Linked DNA regions of Homo sapiens: regions 2 and 3 are each linked to region 1. A link is an interaction called in ENCODE POLR2A ChIA-PET data of the cell type or tissue named here. Cell type or tissue: HepG2. All regions are shown on one strand.

Region 1 (5,000 bases):
GCTGATGCCCAAACTTGGAGCTGGATGCTTTCCCCTAAAACCCCTAAGAAGGGAGAAGTCAGGGAAGAAGTGTAAGGAAGCCCAGCCCAGCCCCAGCCTTTGGATGCTGTGAATAAAAGGACCAGCTCTTACCAGGACACTTCAGGTTTCTTGCAAATCTCTAACTTCCTTAAAGCTAGCTATTTTCATTACTCCTTATTTCCCTGCAGCTCAACTATTAAAAGGAATAGGAGCTGTACATGGTGGCTCACACCTGTAATCCCAGTTACTCCAGAGTCTGAGGTGGGAGGATCGCTTGAGCCCAGGAGTTCAAGGCTGCGATAAGCTATGATCACGCCACTGCACTCCGGCCTGGGAGCAGAGTGAGACTGTGTGTCTAAAATAATAATAATAAATAAATAAAATGAATAAGGTTTAAGCACAGAAAGAAGGAAGTGCAAAGGGGGTTGGTAATTTATTCAAAAGCTGGTCTGGGGAGGAGGAGCTGCCCTTGATGGTATAGGGGGTATGTTGGCTGTGAGGCCTTTGGCAGCACCCTGGGGAGCCTGTGAGGAGAGAGAGGGTTCACAGGCTCCATCCCAGTTGAGAGGTGAAAGCTGGATGGGGCCACAGTGTGGGTGAGAGCTCTGACATGGACAGCTCAGAGTAGCACCTCAGGGAATACTTGGATTTTTTTTTTTTTTTTAACTGTTTTGCTTTGTAGTCAGAGAGGTATAGGACCAGATTGCTGTGGGAAGAGGGAACTGTAGGAAGTAGTTCTGCCCCTGCCCCCACCCCCAGGCTCCCACAGTTCTCTCTGCTACCTCTGCCATCACTGTACACTCATTGCCTGTTCTATCTTGGTATCCCCCACCAGACCGTGAGTGTCCCGGGAGCAGGCACTGTGTCTGATTCACCTCCTTCTGCCTCACAATGTGGCCCAGCATGGGGCTTGACACTTGGAAGTTTCTCAAAGAGTTACTTGTTGAATGAATGAACAAATGAATGCTTTCTCTGAACTGCCCTGAACTCTAGATGAGATTTACAAAGAAGGGAAGCCCTGCTTACAGTTCTCTGCTCCTTATACCCGCTTCCTAAAGGCGTTCGTGTGCCTCTAGGACTCAAGGAGGCTCCCGCCTCAGCCTCCCCAGCAGCTGGGACTACAGAGGCACCCCACTGTGCCTGACTTCATTTATATACATTTTCCCGGTGATTTTCTGGAGTCTATATCCTTCATCAGATTTTCCAAGGGGTGTCTGTCCCCTCAAAAGAATGATTGTCATTATTTGAAAGACTAGTTCCAGACAGATATTTTATACAAATTTTCCCAGCATTGACATCCCTGAACCAAACTGTTTTTCTTCCCAACATTACTGTTTTCTTCCTTTCTGTCGAGTTTGTTGTTTTGTAATATCAGAATCTCCAGCTCACCTGAGTAAATGGTAACAAGGTGCCACCACCTTTGAATTCTCCCAGAATCCACCCCACCCTCCGTCAGAGCCACTGCCAAGGCACTCTTACTGATTTCTCCCACACTGCTGGCTCATTGCAAGTGGGAAGACAGCATGTGGAGTGGGTGTGCGGCTTATTAAAGTGAGAACTCAGGGTCAGGGCAGAACCAGGAAGAGAGCAGTGAGATATCCTGCTACCTAATCCAATTCTCCTTTTTGTGCATTTAGCACCCTCCCCTCCGCCTGCATAACAATGGAAGGAAAGAGGAAGTGGGAAAAAAGAAAGTCATGTAATTGAGTTAGAAGAGGTAATGACCAAGACCCTGGAGCAGAGGGAAAGCGGGTTACAAAAGGTGGGTTAAAGAAATCACAAGAGTATGAAGAGCTGGGAAATTACTAACAAATATTTGCTTGTGTGGGAAAGCAAAAAAGTAAAAACTTCAGTGCTGAATTGGGGCGCTGAGCCACCAGGGAAATTTGAGATTGGCATCAAGGACCGTGTTGAAGCAGGGTGGGCGGAGAAGGAGGGAAAACTACCAGCCAGCTGAGATTTTGCAGCTAGGCTGTGGCCTGATACCGAGTATCGATGCCGCAAGGGAGGGATGAGTCAGTCCTAGCACGTCCAAGTTTAGAATAATAGACTGTTTGCCACTGGGAAGGCAAACACCTTTCCTGTGAGAGGGCTTGCTGACAGTTCCAATGTCCAAAGTCCAATGCCGACCCAGAAAACTGAGGAGGCCCTGGCCCCTGCAGGAAGGGCTCATTTACATGGAGACTGAGTAAAGTGCTGTCTTAAACCCTCCTTCCTTCCCCCACTGGGAGGTTTCAGCCAGATATGCCACCCTTTGTAGGATTTCATAGGGTTGTCTAAAGCCAGGGTTGGCACAGAGCAGAAGCCACAGGGCTAAGTACCAGATTATAATTGTCAATGTCACACCTTACTGCAGAAGCCAGGGAAGGGAGCTAGGAAACTGAAGAGCTTTCTTGGTTATGGGCGGGGCTGTAAATGCAGAGTGTGCCCTGGTGACTCATGGGAGACAGTGAGAAACACTGTGGGGATCTGGTCAACCGGGTACTGATTCCTTTGAGGAAGGTATACTCCACATGCCAACCTGATACTCATGGCTAGTGAAGAGATGGCAGGATTGGGTTGCATCAGCCAGCCTAACTCGACTTGGAAACACAGAAAATAACCCAGAGCAGGTCTCAAGCACTGTGTAACTTTATTAGTTCATAGTGGCTGAACAGCCATGTTTAGGGCCTCTCAGAAGAAAGAGTTTCATCTTTGGGAAGAAATTTGTGTTGGGTGATTTTGTTCATATAATTTTGTGTTTTTTGTTTTGTTTTGGTGTTTGAGACAGGGCCTCACTCTCTCACACAGGCTGGAGTGCAGTGGCACCATCTTAGCTCACTGCAACCTCTACCTTCCTGCCTCAAGCGATCCTCCTACTTCAGCCTCCTGCATAGCTGGGACTACAGGCACGTATCACTCAACCCAGCTAATTTTTTTTTTTTCGAGATGCAGTCTTGCTCTGTCACCCAGGCTGGAGAGCAATGGCACTATCTTGGCTCACTGTAACCCCCGCCTCCCAGTCTCTGCCTCCTGAGTAGCTGGGATTACAGGCTCCTGCCACCACCCCCGGCTCAGCTAATTATTTCTTTCTTTCTTTTTTCTGAGATGAAGTTTCACTCTTGTTGCCCAGGCTGGAGTGCAATGGCACGATCTCAGCTCACTGCAATGTCTGCTTCTGGGGTTCAAGCAATTCTCCTGCCTCAGCCTCTCTAGTAGCTGGGATTACAGGCATCCGCCACCATGCCCAGCTAATTTTTTGTATTTTTAGTAGAGATGGGGTTTCTCCATGTTGGTCAGGCTGATCTCCAACTCCCGACCTCAGGCGATCTGCCCGCCTTGGCCTCCCAAAGTGCTGGGATTACAGGCGTGAGCCACTGCGCCCGGCCTGGCTCGGCTAATTTGCATATTTTTAGTAGAGATGGGTTTTCACCATGTTGGTCAGACTGGTCTTGAACTCCTGACCTCAAGTGATCCGCTCTCCTCGGCCTCCCAAAGTACTGGGATTACAAGCGAGAGCCACGGCGCCCCAGCCTGGCTAATTTTTAAAGGTTTTTGTAGAGATGGGATCTCCCTGTGTTCTCCAGGCTGGTCCCCAACTCCTGGGCTCAAGCAATCCTCCCACTTCAGGCTCCCAAAGTGCTGGAATTACAGGAATGAGCCACTGTGCCTGGCTTTATTTTCCTTACTGTTTAAACAACTTTTCTCTGCAATATATTTTTTCCTGTGCTGGTAGTTGGGACCATGGTAAGTCTTGCCTAGCCAAGAGGTCTCTTTGCCTGAATTTCATCACAGGTAAAGAGAAGGCTGTGAGTTCTCTTTTGTATAAACAGCAATGCTACTTTCCTTCTATATGTGCATACCATTTTTTTTTTTTTTTTTTTTGAGACGGAGTCTGGCTCTGTCACCCAGACTGGAGTGCAGTGGCGCGATCTTGGCTCACCGCAACCTCCACCTCCTGGGTTCAAGCGATTCTGCTGCCTCAGCCTCCTGAGTAGCTGGGTTACAGGTGCCCACCACCATGCCTGGCTAATTTTTGTATTTTAGTAGAGACAGGGTTTCACCATGTTGGCCAGGCTGGTCTTGAACTCCTGACATCAGGTGATCTGCCTGCCTTGGCTTCCCAAAGTGCTGGGATTGTGCACACCTATTTTAACAAAATAGAAATAACATCAAACTAGCCCCAAATGTAGTGCTGTAAACTACAACTATTTAACTTGCCATTCTGTGTCGGCATCAATTTGGGCTGGGCTCAACTGGGCATTTCTTTTGCCATTATAAACTAAGGTCATTCTGCTGTCTTCTGGTGCTGGATATGGAGTGGGTGGTGTTCAGCATACTATCTGGGCAGCTGGGTACCAAAAACAGGAAGAGGGCTGGGCACAGTGGCTTAGAACTGTAATCCAAGCACTTTGGGAGACTGAGGCAGGAGGATTGCTTGAGCCCAGGAGTTGGAGACCAGCCTAGGCAACATGGTGAAACCCCATTCCCACAAAAAAAAAAAAAAGAGAAAAGAAATGAAATGAAAATAATTAGCATGGTGGCATGTGCCTGTAGTCCCAGCTACTCAGGAAGCTGAGGCAGGAAGATTGCTTGAGGCCAGGAGTTTGAGGCTGCAGTGAGCTGTGATCCTGCCACTGCATTCCAGCCTGGGCAATAGAACAAGACCCTATCTCGAAAAATTTAAAAAATAGGCCAGGTACAGTAGCTTACACCTATAATCCCAGCACTTTGGGAGGCCGAGATGGGAGGTCACTTGAGGTCAGGAATTTGAGACTAACCTGGCCAACATGGTGAAACTTGTTGAAACATGTCTCTACTAAAAATACAAAATAATTACCTGGGCATGGTGGTGCATGCCTATAATCCCAGCTACCTGGGAGGCTGAGGCACAAGTATTGCTTGAACCTTGGAGGCAGAGGTTGCAGTGAGCCTAGATCATGCCACTGCACTCCAGCCTGGGTGACAGAACAAGACTCTGTCTCAAAAAAACAAACAAA
Region 2 (5,000 bases), 180 kb before region 1:
TTGGCCCTTCTCACCTTCTCCACTTAACATTCCTTCTCTCGTTTCCTTTTATTTGCTTAACTTTACATTATTACATTTAGTGAATAAAAAATTAGAACAAATCATTGGATTAAAATTAGAACTATTTTGAGACCATTCTTGATTTCTTAACAAGGGATTCATTTGAATACTGATAATATACTGAATACAGACTATTATTTTCCATTATTACTTTTGTAGGGAATGAGAAAGTGAGAAATAAGTTGCCAAATTCACTCAAGACAAGATCTTATTTTAAAATAGGAAAATCAATCAGTAAATAATTTACTACAGTTTGCAACATTTTGCTTATTAGGATTGTCAACTCTTAAAAATCAGTAATATAGAAAATAAATTTAATTACATATAATTGAAATATAAATTCATTTGTAATAACTTTCACTAAATCCACTGGTAAGTTTAGCTGATAAGCATACATCCTATTGAATATAAGCATAGCCTCGGAGAACTTTTAAGATTTTCCTTCCTTAATTATATTCTACTTCCTGAGGCTGACAGCTGGCCCTACTACTCCCATAAGGCAGTGACTTTCTGCTTGCTATTCATAGGAGATTCACTGCGCAAAGCACAGTCACTTACTAGAGTTCTGAGAGGATAACACATGGGTTCAGGGGTGACTGCAGGTCAGAGAGGGCTTCCCGGTAAGCACTCTGTTTTAAACAGGTATGCATGGCCTCCTTCCCTTTGGCTCTGTTTAACTTCACGGCATTCAGTTTGATTAAACTATTTAAAGTTTTTAACTTATTGAGTGCTTCAACCTGAAAAATAAGTTCCCCACACCAAAAATTCATTTGACTAAAAGTAATATAATATCATGTGATCATATCAATCAATAACACCTGCTCCCAACATATACACATAACCATAAACACACATAACCAGCTGAAGTAAAAATAGTGTCTGACTTACGAAAAGCATTTTACATACAATAAACTTATTTTTAACAGTTGTTATAGCATCATTTTCAAACTTTCTTTAAACCTTTTCTTAAACAAAATCTTACAAATTCGAGAAAAGCAGACTTAGATTATGGGTACTTAAGATAAATGTGGGCCAGGTGCGCACTATGGGTACTTAAGAAGATAAATGTGGCCCAGCACTTTGGGAGGCTGAGGCAGCTGGATCACTTGAGGTCAGGAGTTTGAGACTAGCCTGGGCAACATGGCGAAACCCTATCTCTACAAAAAGAAATACAAAAATTTGCTGGGCATGGTGGCACTTGCCTGTAATCCCAGCTACTTGGGAGGCTGAGGCATAAGAATCGCTTTAACCTTGGAGGTGGAGGTTGCAGTGAGCCAAGATTAAGCCACTGCAGCACTCCAGCCTGGGTAAGAGAGTGAGAAACTGTCTCAAAAAAAAAAAAAAAAAAAAAAAAAAAGAAAGAAAGAAAGAAGATAAATATGAAACTTAAACTACTCAAAATTCTGCAATTCATTGTATAGTAGAATTTGAGACATCACTAACCTAAACCAGTCCATTTGGCCAACTTCCTAGTATTAGAGAAAAACCTATGTAGAAGTAACTCTGAGGTTCTTGCTATTCAACCTTAATATCTACTTCTTGTCATCACTCTTGTATGATATCTCAATATATTCTATTTCCATTAACAGCATAGCTAGAACGAATTATTTTATAATAAAGTGTGAATATAGACATGCTATTTGTTATTCAAATCTAAATTACTTGTTTTTATAATAACTATGGCTATCAAAACTTATGCAAGTAAAAAAAAAAACTTATGCAAGTAGTACAAGGTGTATCAACAATGGCCAACTAAATCAAAACCATTATGTTTAAAATTCAACTTTAGGCTGGGTGTGATGGCTCACGTCTGTAATCCCAGCACTTTGGGAAACTGAGGCAAGTGGATGAGTTGAGGCCAGGAGTTCAAGACCAGCCTGGCCAACATGGAGAAACCCCCTATCTACTAAAAATACAAAAATTAGCCAGACACGGTGGTGTGCACCTGTAATCCCAGCTACTCAGGAGGCTGAGGCAGGAGAATCACTGGAACCTGGGAGCTGGAGGCTGCAGTGAGCCAAGATCGTACCACTACACTCTCCAGCCTGGGCAACACAGTGAGACTATGTCTCAAAAAATAAATAAATCAGGGTCAGGTGCAGTGGCTCATGCCTGTAATCCCAGTATTTTGGGAAGCTGAAGTGGGCGGATCACTTGAGGTCAGGAGTTCAAGACCAGCCTGGCCAATATGGTGAAACCTCCTCTCTACTAAAAATACAAAAATTAGCCAAGCGTGGTGGCGCACACCTGTAATCACAGCTACTAGGGAGGCTGAGGCAGGAGAATCACTTGAATCTGGAAGGCAGAGGTTGTAGTGAGCCAAGATCATGCCACTGTACTCCAGCCTGGGTGACAGAGTGAGACTCCATCACAAAAAATAAAATAAATAAATAAATAATAACAACAAATAAAATTCAACTTTATTATTTAATAACTGAGGGTCTTTTATGTCACAGTACATAAAATTCATAACAACTTCAGCCACGCATAAAGAAGGAGCAGCTTATTTTACAAGTATATCATTAAAACTGGAAAAAACAAATGTTAAAAATAGAATTAAAAAGTATACCGTAACAAGCATATAAAATATGTCTATCACAAATATAAACAATGTGGCTTGAAATTCCATGAACAAGAGATTTAATTTATAACATGTTTTCATTTTTAAATTCTGCTTCTATGCAAGGAAACCACTAAGACTATGTAGGGAGATGAATTCAAGCATGCAGTTTCCACAGAGGCTGAGACCTTGCTCACAGGAAACTAGGAAGGACCTATGCAGCTTGATGATAAAATTGAGATGGCTGAAACTTACCAAGTTAGCCATCTGTTAAAACCACAGATCACTCTACTTCTCAACAGTTTCAGGAGCTGTACAAACACTGGTGACAAGGCAACCAGATAAAAACTGGGCTAAGCAAACAGGAACTTTTTACAAGTATGTGAAATTTGAAACTTCTTCCATGTCTGTACAGTTGAAAGTTTTCATGCTCCATCTCTAATTGTGTTGATATCCACACTTCCTGGAACAGTGTCCTGAATACCCCATGGACATAAGTCTAATACTTTAAGTGTTTCAACACCTTGTCCTTTTGTAAGTTTATAGTAATAACAAGAACAGCTATGTACAGGGTAAAGTCTTCCTCTCACAATTCATCAATCAAAAAAAAAAAAAAACAGGAGTTAGAATAATTTGTTCATACATATATCATCCTTTTATTGTCTTTAACATCAAGCTGAGGCTCCCAGAAAATATGCAGTGTGGAAAATGGTTATATGATGACAATAAGCAAGTTATGACTAAGTATGGCCTAACAGGCTTTGGCAGAAAATTTGAATTTTACTCATAGTGCAATGAAAAATTATTGAAGGGATTTTAAAAGGGAAATGATGTAATACAATCTACTTCTTTTTTTGAGACAGGGTCTTGCTCTGTTGCCCAGGCTAGGGTGTAGTGGTACAATCAAATCATAGCTCACTGCAACCTCAAATTCCTGGGCTCAAGCAATCCTCCCACCTCGGCCTCTCAAGTAGCTGGGACTACAGTTGCAAGCCACCTTCTAATTTTTTCTAGAGATGGGTCTCACTATGTTGTGCAGGTTAGTCTCAAACTTCTGGGCTTAAGTGATCCTCCCACCTTAGCCTTTCAAAGTGCTGGGTTTTCAGGTGTGAGCCACTGCATCTGGCCACAGTCTACATTTTTAAAATGTCACTTTATCTTCTGTGTATAGAATGTTGGGGGAGATGTAGGAAGGGAAACACGGGGTACAATTTAGATAGTTAATGAAGAAGTCCAGTGAAAAAGAATAGTAGCTTGGACTAGGATGGTAGCCATGAACACAAGGGAAATAGGCAGAGATGTGAGATATATTTCAGGGTTCTATAAAATTCAGAGGATTAATAATATTGATTCCATGTTGTTGTTAAGAATAAATGACCCATAATAAGTGATGAATAAACATTAGCTATTATTACAATCATTAATGGGCTTTTCAAAAGTAAGGGATCAGAAAAAGTTTTTAACATCATGAAAAATCCTAAATATTAAAAACACCTAATGGAAGCCTATGAGAGTTCTTCTGGCAATGCAAATGAATTAGAAAAGAGTAGTTTAACTGGAAATTAGGAATCTGATATAAAAATAGGGTGGGGCAGCCAGGTACGGTGGCTCACACATGTAATCCCAGCACTTTGGGAGGCCGAGGCGGGCGGATCACGAGGTCAGGAGTTCAAGACCAGCTTGGCCAACACAGTGAAACCCTGTCTCTACTAAAAATACAAAATATTAGCTGGGCATGGTGGCGCATGCCTGTAGTCCCAGCTACTCGGGAGGCTGAGGCAGGAGAATCGCTTGAACCCGGGAGGCGGAGGTCGCAGTGAGCCAAGATAGTGCCATTGCACTCCAGCCTGGGCAACAGAGCGAGACTCTGTCACAAAAAAAAAAAAAAAAAAAAAGGGTGGGGCTGGGTGTGGTGGTTCACATCTGCATTTCTTAGCACTTTGGGATTAATATAGAATATATTAGGAATGCCGAGTAATTATTTTTCAGGTAGCATTCAGTTAATATTTTTGTGCTAAGTTCATTGAAACTTCATTTTTTGACTTAAATTTTGACAAAAGAATGTATTCATCAGGTTGTCTGTTACTGAGACTTCTATGAAATAATGTGGTGGGAGAAATGGCATTTGATAAAACTGATCAAACACCAAGTACCAAATTGAACATGAAGATTAAAACAAGCTGATATTCATGCTTTAAACGTTGTCTGTCAAAAAAAGAAAAAATGAATAAATAAAACAAGCTGATACCTGCTTAGAAAGCACTTTCATGTGCCCCACACTTCCCCGGCAGTATGCTTCAAGGATGACACCAAATTGTACTGAGACAGCAGGAATGTGCACTTCTGACCTGCAGAAAGTTAATGATATCTGAACAGTTTG
Region 3 (5,000 bases), 58 kb after region 1:
AACCACACAGACTTGTCAATTGTTGATTTGGCACATCAGGACATTATTAGCAAAGCCAAATTCTATTATCAATTCAGAAAAGAAGGGATATTTTAATACCAAGAGCTTCTAAATGTAAGCTTCTCTCATTTCACCAAGGACTGGTAGAATAGGTAAGGATCTGCTGGTAGACCTGGCTGGTTCCCTTCACAGTTGGGTTGCTGCCTCGAGTACTCAAGGCCTCGACAACAAAGGGAGGGATATTCATTGTGGTTGTGAGTCTCTCAAAATACAGGCTTCACAGTGTCAAACCCAGTGTTTCACCTGCCCAGCCTGTTGCTGGTCGCCATCTCTGGGCTCTGGCACCTTTGGGACAAGTTTCTGTCGTTGCACTTCCCACGTTGTTTCATGGGCTTTACTGCCCCCCTCAGTGGCTTGCTGGCTAAAGACAGGAACCACATTAGATCTGACTGCTGGCTGCCCAACACTCAGCAAGTGCTCACCAAATGCCTGTTGCCCACATGAATTAAACTCAGTTTCACTCTTTTGTATCTCCAAATAATGAAAGAAATACTCACTGTACACTGCTTGAAAAATGAGAGGGGAAATGGCCAATTTCATGCTGAGAAAGGAAATATATTTGCTAGTTTTTCCCACAGGCTATTTTATAGCTACTTGATTTCATTTAGGTTGTGGTTATTTTCTGCTGGGCAATCTTTACTCCAAAGAGATGAGGGACCCATGCTTTGCATTGTCCCACCTTCTATAACCATGGTTCTCAGCCTTGCTGCACATTAGAAGCACCTGGGAGAGCTTAAAATACTGATGCTCAGGGGCCCACCTCTGACCAGCTCAATCAGACTCTCTGGGGGTAGGGTCTGAACATTGGTTTTTGTTTGTTGGTTTGCTTCATCTCTGAGAAAAACTCAGTGATGAGTTTTTCTCAGTGATTGTAATGTGCGTCAGTGGCTGAGAACCTGTGGCCTAGACACACTTTTTGGGCTCTTGCAACCGAGTGAGAGCCAGTGGTGAGATGGGGGAAGTCATGGACAAGGAAGGAGGGGAGACTGGAATTCCAGATATAGTCCGCAACTTCCCGTGGACTTGGACTTAAGCCCTTGGTTTTATCTTCTGTAAGATGGGGATAATGACGGCTGTCTCAAAATGCTGTTGAGATGATCTGAATGCCTGGCACAGAGGAATGCTTGTGATGGTTTCATGTGTCAATTAGGATAAGCTATGGTATCCAGATTTTTGGTCAAACAAGTAGCCTAAATGTTACTGTGAAGGTTTTTTTTTTTTTTTTTTTTTTTTTTTTTGGAGATGGAGTTTTGCTCTTGTTGCCCAGGCTGGAGTGCAATGGCGCGATCTCAGCTCACTGCAACCTCCGCCTCCCAGGTTCAAGTGATTCTCCTGCCTCAGGCTCCCCAGTAGCTGGGATTACAGGCTCCCGCCACCATGCCCTGTTAATTTTCTTTTTTTTTTTTTTTGAGACGGAGTCTCGCTCAGGCTGGAGTGCAGTGGCACGATCTAGGCTCACTACAACCTCCGCCTCCCGGGTTTTCTTACGCCATTCTCCTGCCTCAGCCTCCCGAGTAGCTGGGACTATAGGCGCTCGCCACCACGCCTGGCTAATTTTTTGTATTTTCAGTAGAGGCGGGGTTTCACTGTGTTAGCCAGGATGGTCTCGATCTCCTGACCTTGTGATCCGCCCGCCTGCGCCTCCCAAAGTGCCGGGATTACAGGCATGAGCCACCGCGCCCGACCTTAATTTTTGTATTTTTAGTGGAGACGGGGTTTTGTCATGTTGGCCAGGCTGGTCTTGAACTCCTGACCTCAGGTGATCCACCCGCCTCAGCCTCCCAAAGTGCTGGGATTACAGGCGTGAGCTACTGTACCTGGCTGGTATTTTTTTAAAGCTATGATTAACACTTAAATCAGTAGATTTTATTTTTTATTTTAATTTTTTAATTTTATTTTTTATTTTTATTTTTCGGGACAGAATCTCACTCTGTTGCCCAGGCTGGAGTGCAGTGGAGCAATCTCGGCTCACCCACCAGCTTCCGGGTTCAAGCAATTCTCCTGCCTCACCCTCCCGAGTAGCTGGGATCACAGGCACGCACCACCACACCCAGCTAATTTTTTTTTTTTTTTTTTTTTTTTTTGTATTTTCAGGAGAGATGGAGTTTCGCCATGTTGCCCAGGCTGGTCTTGAAATCCTGACCTCAATTGATGCCCCTCCTCAGCTTCCCAAAGTGCTGGGATTACAGGGGTGAGCCACTGTGCCTGGCCTTAAATCAGTAGACTTTGAGTAAAGCAGATTACCCTCCTTAATAGAAAAGACTGATGTCCCTGAAGAGGTAGGAGTTTTGCTTCCAGACTGCCTTTGGACTCAGGATTGCAGTGTGGGCCCTTGCCGGAGTTTCCTGTTTGTTCGCATGCCTTATAGGTTTTGGATTTTGGCCATCTTGTCGGAAGGAAAAAAATAAGATTTTGGATTTACCAGTCCCTGCAATCGCAGGAGTTAATTCCTTAAAATAAGCCCTTCTCCAACTCCTATTGTTTCTGTTTCTTTGGAGAATGCTGATGAATACAATGCTCAATAAATGATTGCTACTGTTGTTACCATCTAACTCAGTAGTGGCTAGGGCTGGTTTGGGGCAATAAGTAAGACTGAAGCTTTATGGGTCAGGGCAATAGGCATTATCCCAAGGAAATGACAGTGATGAGCTCTCACTATTGAATTCCAGAGTGTGAAGTCCAGATGTGAAGATAAACGCAGGGTGCAGAAATCTTTTCCTTTTCCTCATCTGGAATGTGGAGATTTTCATCAGGAGAGAGGGCCTGCAGCACAGGGTACAGAGCTCCAGACTTGTGGTCAGGAGGCCTGGCTTTGGCTCCTGGCTGAGTCACCAGTTCACTATGCCACCTTGGGCAAGGCCCCAGCCTATTTTATTTTATTTTATTTTGTTTTTTGGCTCCCTGAGGGGGTTGAGCTGGATGATGCGTGAAGTGCTTTCCATCTCGCTGGGGTTTGGTTTCTGCTTCTTAAGTGGTTCCAAGTTGGGCCGCTTGTATTTATGCTCAGGAGAGAGGTCACATGGCTGAATTGTGGCTGTCCTATCCAGGGCTTGAGAAAATGCCACAGACCTTACCCCATGTACTCTGAGATAGAGAGTCCAGGACATGGAGAAGCTGGGCTCCTGCATGTCTCTGCTACTGGGATTCCCTTCCCAAGTCCCCTCAGACACACCAGGCCCTTTCCTGACAGCTTGCCCTGGAGAGGGCAGAGACCACATATAGAGCAGTGGTCCCCAACCTTTTTGACACCAGGGACCAGTTTCACGGAAGACAATTTTTCATGGGGGTGGGGGGTGGTTTTGGGATGATTCAAGTGCATTACATTTATTGTGCACTTTATTCCTATTATTATTACATTGCAATATATAATGAAATAATTATACGACTCACCGTGATGTAGAATCAGTGGGAGCCCTGAGGTTGTTTTGCTGTAACTAGACGGTCCCATCTAGTGGTGATGGGATACAGTGACAGATCATCAGGCATTGATTCTCATAAGGAGTGGGCAACTTAGATCCCTCACATGCACAGTTCACAATAGGGTTCGCACTCCTATGAGAATCTAATGCTGCCACTGATCTGACAGGAGGTTGAGCTCAGGTGGTAATTCGGAGCAGCTGTAAATACAGATGAAACTTCACTGGCTAACCTGCCACACTTACCTCCTGCTGTGCGGCCCGGTTCCTAACAGGCCATGGACTCGTACCAGTTGGTGGCCCGGGGATTGGGGACCCCTGATATAGAAAATTTATTATTTACCCCTGATATAGAGAATTTACTATTGCTTTACAAACTCAAGTGTGAAACAAACAGCATTAGTTGTGGTCCCCTTTTTCATTTATTTATTTTTTAGAGACAGGCTCTTGCTCTGTTGCCCAGGCTGGAGTAGGGTGGCACAATCGTAGCTCACTGTAGCCTCGACCTCCTGGGCTCAAGTAATCCTTCTGCCTCAGCCTCCCAAATAGCTGGGACTACAGATGTGTGCCACCAAGCCCAGCTACGTGGCCTTCTTTAAATGATCCAATTTCTGACTCTAAGCCCCCATCCTGCCTATTGTCAGGGGTCTTGGGACGTCAGTCTTCGGATATTATTACCACGTTATTTGCTCCCAGGGCTGCATGTCCTTGGGGCCTGGCGTCTCTTCAATTTCATGCCATGCTGGTGTGCCTGGGTCACAGGTACAGCCTATGATCATCTCCTCTGAGCACCTGCCATCTTCCCAGGGCATCTTCAGGAAAAATTATTGAAACTAGGAACTATTGAGCTTCTCTTGTCTGTGGGTGCTAGGGGCCCCCAGCCCTAACCCAGGCATCAGCAGCTTCAGTTTCCATCTACAGAATGCAAGATCTCAGCTCACTGCAAAACTGCCCTTCCTCTGGGTGCTTCCAGGAGTCCACAGGGGATGTTTCTTGAGTAACAAGCTTTTCTCTCACCTACTTCCACTTTGGACCACACTGCCCCCTTGTGGAGGGTGGTGACTCTGCCATTGCTTTATACGCCTGTGATGGCTGTGAGTTACGTTCTTGCCCAGGGTGCATCTGACAGCCACTCAAAGCTGCAGTCCTCGAGGATCCAGAGGGTCCACACAGTTGTGTGGTCCCTCGCAGCCAGGCTGTCACCCCAGCACTCCTCCCCTGATCTGAGTTGCACCTTGTGACCTGGGCATGGAGGCAGTGCTGCCTGTGGTCCTGGGACTCTTGGGATCCTTCTTGAGGAGGACTCTTCTGCCTCAGCCTGTGGCTTTTTTCTCCGTAACACAGGCCCAGTGTATTAGGAGTCTTCCAATTGCAGATGACGGAAACTCAGCTTAAGTTGTTTACAATTCCAATAAATAAATAAATAAATAAAAAGAAAGAAAGAAAGTGTATTGGTTTGTCACTGAAAACTCATGGCAAGTCTTCAGGTATAACTGGATCCAGGAGCTTGAACAGCGTGGTCAG

What was found. ChIA-PET counts read pairs that join two places held together with the same protein. Peaks named below come from ENCODE experiments on the same cell type or tissue, not always from the same donor. Only the 100,000 strongest peaks of a DNase experiment are listed, where the experiment ranks them.
Region 2: POLR2A ChIA-PET joins it to region 1 with 5 read pairs; 5 of 35 experiments call an interaction of 5 or more read pairs at or near these places.
Region 3: POLR2A ChIA-PET joins it to region 1 with 6 read pairs; 18 of 35 experiments call an interaction of 5 or more read pairs at or near these places.

Annotation. Positions count from the first base shown.
Region 1 is chr3:138,861,090-138,866,089 of GRCh38, forward strand. No RefSeq gene overlaps it. Among named protein-coding and RNA genes, the nearest start is that of PIK3CB, 29 kb to the left of the region's middle. RefSeq lists enhancers at 1,680-2,221, 2,298-2,592. In HepG2, a CTCF peak has its summit at 2,182; DNase peaks (open chromatin) are centred at 2,082 and 2,442; H3K4me3 peaks cover 577 bases.
Region 2 is chr3:138,684,007-138,689,006 of GRCh38, forward strand. PIK3CB (phosphatidylinositol-4,5-bisphosphate 3-kinase catalytic subunit beta) reads right to left here. Exons shown (of 24, transcript NM_006219.3): 16 at 4,869-4,968; 17 at 619-797. Among named protein-coding and RNA genes, the nearest start is that of FAIM, 78 kb to the left of the region's middle. In HepG2, no CTCF peak of the experiment used is centred here; DNase peaks (open chromatin) are centred at 2,955 and 4,985.
Region 3 is chr3:138,919,106-138,924,105 of GRCh38, forward strand. No RefSeq gene overlaps it. Among named protein-coding and RNA genes, the nearest start is that of LINC01391, 22 kb to the right of the region's middle. RefSeq lists an enhancer at 4,400-4,449. In HepG2, CTCF peaks have their summits at 406, 3,504 (motif pointing left), 4,518 (motif pointing left) and 4,899; DNase peaks (open chromatin) are centred at 2,816 and 4,516.